Regions from separate parts of the Homo sapiens genome. Here region 2 is linked to region 1. The links are chromatin loops, found by intact Hi-C in ENCODE. Cell type or tissue: HCT116. All regions are shown on one strand. Region 1 overlaps TMEM220-AS1 (TMEM220 antisense RNA 1). Region 2 overlaps DNAH9 (dynein axonemal heavy chain 9).

The links. Hi-C counts contacts between places; a loop is a spot of excess contacts. Peaks named below come from ENCODE experiments on the same cell type or tissue, not always from the same donor. Only the 100,000 strongest peaks of a DNase experiment are listed, where the experiment ranks them.
Region 2: it touches region 1 in a loop (11-fold over the local background); 2 of 110 quality-filtered maps call a loop at or near these places.

What each region holds. Positions count from the first base shown.
Region 1 is chr17:10,736,045-10,738,544 of GRCh38, forward strand. All of the region lies in intron 1 of TMEM220-AS1 (TMEM220 antisense RNA 1), which reads left to right. Among named protein-coding and RNA genes, the nearest start is that of TMEM220, 7.3 kb to the left of the region's middle. In HCT116, a CTCF peak has its summit at 1,228 (motif pointing right); a DNase peak (open chromatin) is centred at 1,247.
Region 2 is chr17:11,643,443-11,645,942 of GRCh38, forward strand. DNAH9 (dynein axonemal heavy chain 9) reads left to right here. Exons shown (of 69, transcript NM_001372.4): 11 at 1,189-1,257. Among named protein-coding and RNA genes, the nearest start is that of DNAH9, 46 kb to the left of the region's middle. In HCT116, CTCF peaks have their summits at 1,024 (motif pointing left) and 1,230; a DNase peak (open chromatin) is centred at 1,029.

The DNA of each region.
Region 1 (2,500 bases):
AGCACCTACCTGGCCTCAATTAGAGTCGCCTGATCTCCTTAGGTGGGACTGTGGATGCTCTTCTCCTTATACTTTCACTTTTTTTTTCCCTTTATGGAAATTCTTAGTTTTTTTTGGGTGTGTGGGTTTTTTTGTTTTTTTTTTTTTGAGACAGAGTTTCGCTCTTGCTGTCCAGCCTGGAATGCAATGGCAGGATCTTGGCTCACTGCAACCTCCACCTCCTGGGTTCAAGCGATTCTCCTGCCTCAGCCTCCCGAGAAGCTGGGATTACAGGCATGCGCCACCACACCCAGCTAATTTTTTTGTATTTTTAATAGAGATGGGGTTTCTCCATGTTGGTCAAGCTGGTCTTGAACTCCTAACCTTAGGTGATCCGCCCACCTCGGCCTCCCAAAGTGCTGGGATTACAGGCGTGAGCCACCGCACTTGGCTGGAAATTCTTAGTTTTAATCTCGCAATAATTGTTCTGTGTGTATGTGTGTTGTTCATGCTCCTAGACTATGCCACAAATTTCAGAAGGTAAGGACTATAACCTGTTAATTTTTTCTTCTCTCCAGTAGCACCTGACATACCTGGATATAAACAATATCCAAGGTGAGTGGGGATACAATGAAATGTTGTAGGAATATTGGGTTTGGTGGTGGGGGATGTAATAGGTAGCGTCTTGAATTTACTGAGTTAGGCAGTATTCTAATCACTTCATATATATTAACTCGTCTTGTGCCCACAACAGATCTATTAGGTAGATAGTACTATCATCCCCATTTTATGGATAGAGAAACAAAGGCATACACTAGCTTTTAAGTACCCTGGTTAAGCAATAAGTGAGTCAGAAATTAGACTTCTTCAAGCTCATGGTGAGGCCTTCTGCAGGTTTATGAAGGGAGTGAGTGAAGTGGGCTCTCTCTCCCATGAGAGTGGAGCATTTAACTCAACAGCTACCCTGTTTCCATGAACTGGAGAGGGTGGAAGGGGTCATCTGTAGACCAGGGGCTCAATTCTCCAAAGGCTGAAGGGGTGATGTTTGAGGTCCTCCTTTGATGCCATTCTTCTTATGTCTTAGCTATTTTAAAGACCAGGAAGATTCTCCACTCATGCCCTTGACTTTTAGAGCCAATTAGATGAAGCTGTATTTGGAGGTAGGAAGAGAAGTTGAGTGACTTTGAAGCCATCTTCTCTCTGATCTTGACTTTCTGATTTTGGCCTGGGCTGTTGGAATTGTATGTGTCCACAAGATGGCGGACTTCTGCTGGGAATGGAGTCGTGCGGGCATGGAACGAAGGAGGGGAGGAGGGAAGAGTGGGCTGTGCCTCCCCTTGGCTCTCCCAGGAAGCCTGTGATGTAGACTTCTGGGTGGGTACGAGGTTGGCATCAGCTGGAGGTGAAGAAGTGCAAACAGAGCTTTACACTTGATCTTAACCAATAGGCGGAGAAGTGATTCAAATAGAACTTTGTACCAGGAAATATTCATCCCCAAACAAGGGTGTTGCAAGAAAAGAGCTAAGCTTTGCTGTGGTGCTGGCAGAGCTTGAAACTGCCACCCCAGTACTCCAGGAAATTCAGATATGCTTGAGAGGAGCAATCACTTCTAATGTAGGCGTACTCTAAAAGTAAATGATGATAACAACTATGAATTGATGAGTATTTACTGTAAGCCCAGCTACGGCCCTTTCACCTCCTGATATCTGAAAGCCACCACAATTTCTGAATTTTTACGTGTAAACTCATACCCACCCTCCTATCCCACAAGACCTGAGCCCCTCCGGTTTCCCTCTCTCACCCATTCAAGTGCTCCTTGTTATCAGTTGCTTAGGGCTGCCTTAGCAAATTATCACCAGCTTGCCTTAAAAGTAGGGGAATTTATTCTTTCACAGTTCTGTAGGCCAGGTACCCAAAGTCAAAGTGTCAGCAGGACTGCACTCCCTCTGAGGGCTCTGGGGTAAAGTCCTTTCTTGCTTTGACAGCTTCCAGTGGCTCCTTGTGGCCACATGACTCCAATCTCTTCACGTTACCTTCTCTGTGTCTGTCCTTCTGCTCTTCTTTTATAAGGCAATGTATCATCAGATTCAGGACCCACTTGGACAATGCAGGATGTCTCATCTTGAGATCCTCAATGTAATGTTTGCAAAGACCCTTTTGCCAAATAAGGTCCCATTCACAGGTCCCAGGGGTTAGGATGTAGACATCTCTTTATGGGAGCCACCATGATCATTGTAGAAACCTGGAAGTTATTCCTGACACCTCATCTTTCCTCCTCTCTCAGTCCACCACTGATTCTGGTGAACTTTTCTGCTCAGTAGTCCCCCATTTTTATTGCTGACACCTGGTCCCAGCGATCAGCATTTCCCCTCTTTGAACACATTAACCTCCTAACTGGCTTCCCACCCTGTTATGGACTGACTTGTGCTCCCCCTGCACTCCCTAGTTCATAAGTTGAGTATTTGGAGATAGGGCCTTTAAGGAGATAATGAAGGCCAATGAGGGAGTAAGGGTCGGGCCC
Region 2 (2,500 bases), 910 kb after region 1:
AAACATGTTAATATATCTGTACCTATATAGATATTTACCTGGCATATAGTGTTATAGACAATCATGTATTACTTCACAATGGGGTTATGTTCTGAGAAATATATCCTTAGGCAATTTCATCATTATGTGAACATCATAGAGTGTATTTACACAAACCTATGTCTGTGGTCTAGAGTATTGTTCCTAGGCTACAAATGCCCTATGGTCTAGCTTAGCCTAGGAGCAATACGCTCTATGATCAACACGCTCTATGATCAATATGCTCTATGATCAATACGTTCTATGATCAATACGCTTTATGGTCTAGCTTAGCCTATGATCAATACACTCTATGATCAATACACTCTATGGTCCAGTGTATTGCTCCCAGGCTACAAACCTGTGCAGCGAGTGACTGTCCTGAGTATTGCAGGCAATTGTAGCACTATACTAAGTGTTTGTGTATCTAAACATATCTGAACATAGAAAAAGTACAGCAAAAAATAAGGCATAAAAGATTTAAAAAATGGTACGCTTGTGTAGGACACTTACCATGAATGGAGCTCACAGGACTGGAAGTTGCTGTAGGTGAGTCAGTGAGTGGGTGGTGAGTGAATGCGAAGGCCTAGGACATTACTGTACACTTTTATACGATTGGCAGCACAGTAGGTTTGTTTACACCAGCATCACCACAGCCATGGGAGTAATGCGTTGCACCATGTCAACAGGCAATAGGAATTTTTCAGCGTCATTAAAATCTTATGGGACCGCAGTCACATACGTGTATATATGTTGACCAAAATGCCATTATGTGGTGCATGACTGTATATAACATTGATGGTCTTAAATACAGAAAATTACAGCACCTAGAATTTTTTCATATCTCAATTTCCCTTTTATTCAGATTTTTGAAGGACCTCACATACCTTGTGTGTGACTGGCTCAGCTAGGTGAGGGTGCTGGTGGAGCTGCGGGCAGGAAAGGTTATGAGAGCTCTGACACTTGCGGAGCTGCCTGCGTTTCAGGAAGTGCAGATGCCCTCTAGTGGCCAGAGTAAGATGTTCGCGAAGAAGAAAGGCTCTTTCAGGGCTGTTTGGAAACGAGCCAAGGAGCTATTCACGCTCTTCTTTGGAGACTGCAGTTTGTTCCTCGGATTATTACTTTAACTTCTTCTAATTCTGTGTCACTTTTTCTCTTTTGTACGAGTAGTTGCATGGAATCTGCAGAAGGAAAGCGAATGCAACAAAAATATGAAGATATGCTGTCATTGCTAGAAAAGTAAGCAACTTCTGGCATTGCGTGGGTCTGCAGATTGCACAGCCTCCATGCTGCCTTTTGCAGCTCCGAGTTTGTGCAGATTCCTCAGTGGCTCCGAAGTATCACTCTATGTTTTATGTTATAACCACGATATTTGTGAGTACAGTATTTCCGGGTTGCACACACACAGGGTATCTGGGGAATTCAGCTGTATTCTGGAAATAAATACTTTTCCAGTGTAGTTTTGCTGGGAGTGTGAACTAGAGCTAGGAGTGGGGTGCTACTCATGGAACTCCGAGACGGATGTCACGGAAAATTGCAACAGCTGCTTACTCAGCAGAAAGCAACAGTGCATGCTGCACAAAGAGGCAATAAGTTTTAAAAAGTACTTCCTGCATCATTTTATTGAGAAAGCATAAGAGTGAAAATTTTATATGACTTCAAAGTTGTAACTGCTTTAAAGCTGAATAAGTCTTTCCAGGGCTTAGGGTCTAGAAACAGCCATTGTCTTGATTTCTCCTTCTGCCATTTGTTCTTTCTCCTGGTTCAGGAGGGAAGAATGGTGGCCGTTGAGATTATAATTGTGATTATGCTTAGCATTGTTCCAGACAGATTAATTAACAGCACCTCTACCTGGCAAGTAACACACATTCCACCCCTTTTACCTCTAAAATAACTTCAAGTCCATCCACTCCTCTTTGTCTCCACCACCAGTGTCTTCACAAGAGACTGGAACTTCTCCAGGCTGAACTGCTGCAGTGGCTTCCTAACAGTCCTTGCTGCCTCCAGATCTGTTCCCCTCAGTACCCACATTGTTACCAAATCCAATAATGTCACCATAGCCACCACCAGCTGGGAGGCCTTGCGGTGGTTCTCACAGCCTCCTTAACATGACATGAAAAGTCTTCCTTGAGGTGGTTTTTGCCTCCTCGTCACCACCTCCAGCCTCTGCCATGCTCTGTAGTCCTTGTTTCAAGCACACAGTTTCAAGCATGCTGTTTCTCACCTCTACCCTTTGGCTACACCAGGAATGCTCACTCTCCCTTTGCCACCCAACCTCTGGCCATCCTCTGAGACCCAAGCAAGCATCCCTTCATCACCTCTCCTATGAAACCTTCCCTGACATTCTCCTTATCATCCCCAGCCTTCCACCTCTGCTATTAGGTGCCTGATGTCCTGTACATTTCTCTTTTTCTTTTTCTTTTTTTTTTTTTTTTTTGAGACGGAGTCTTGCTCTGTCGCCCAGATTGGAGTGCAGTGGCAC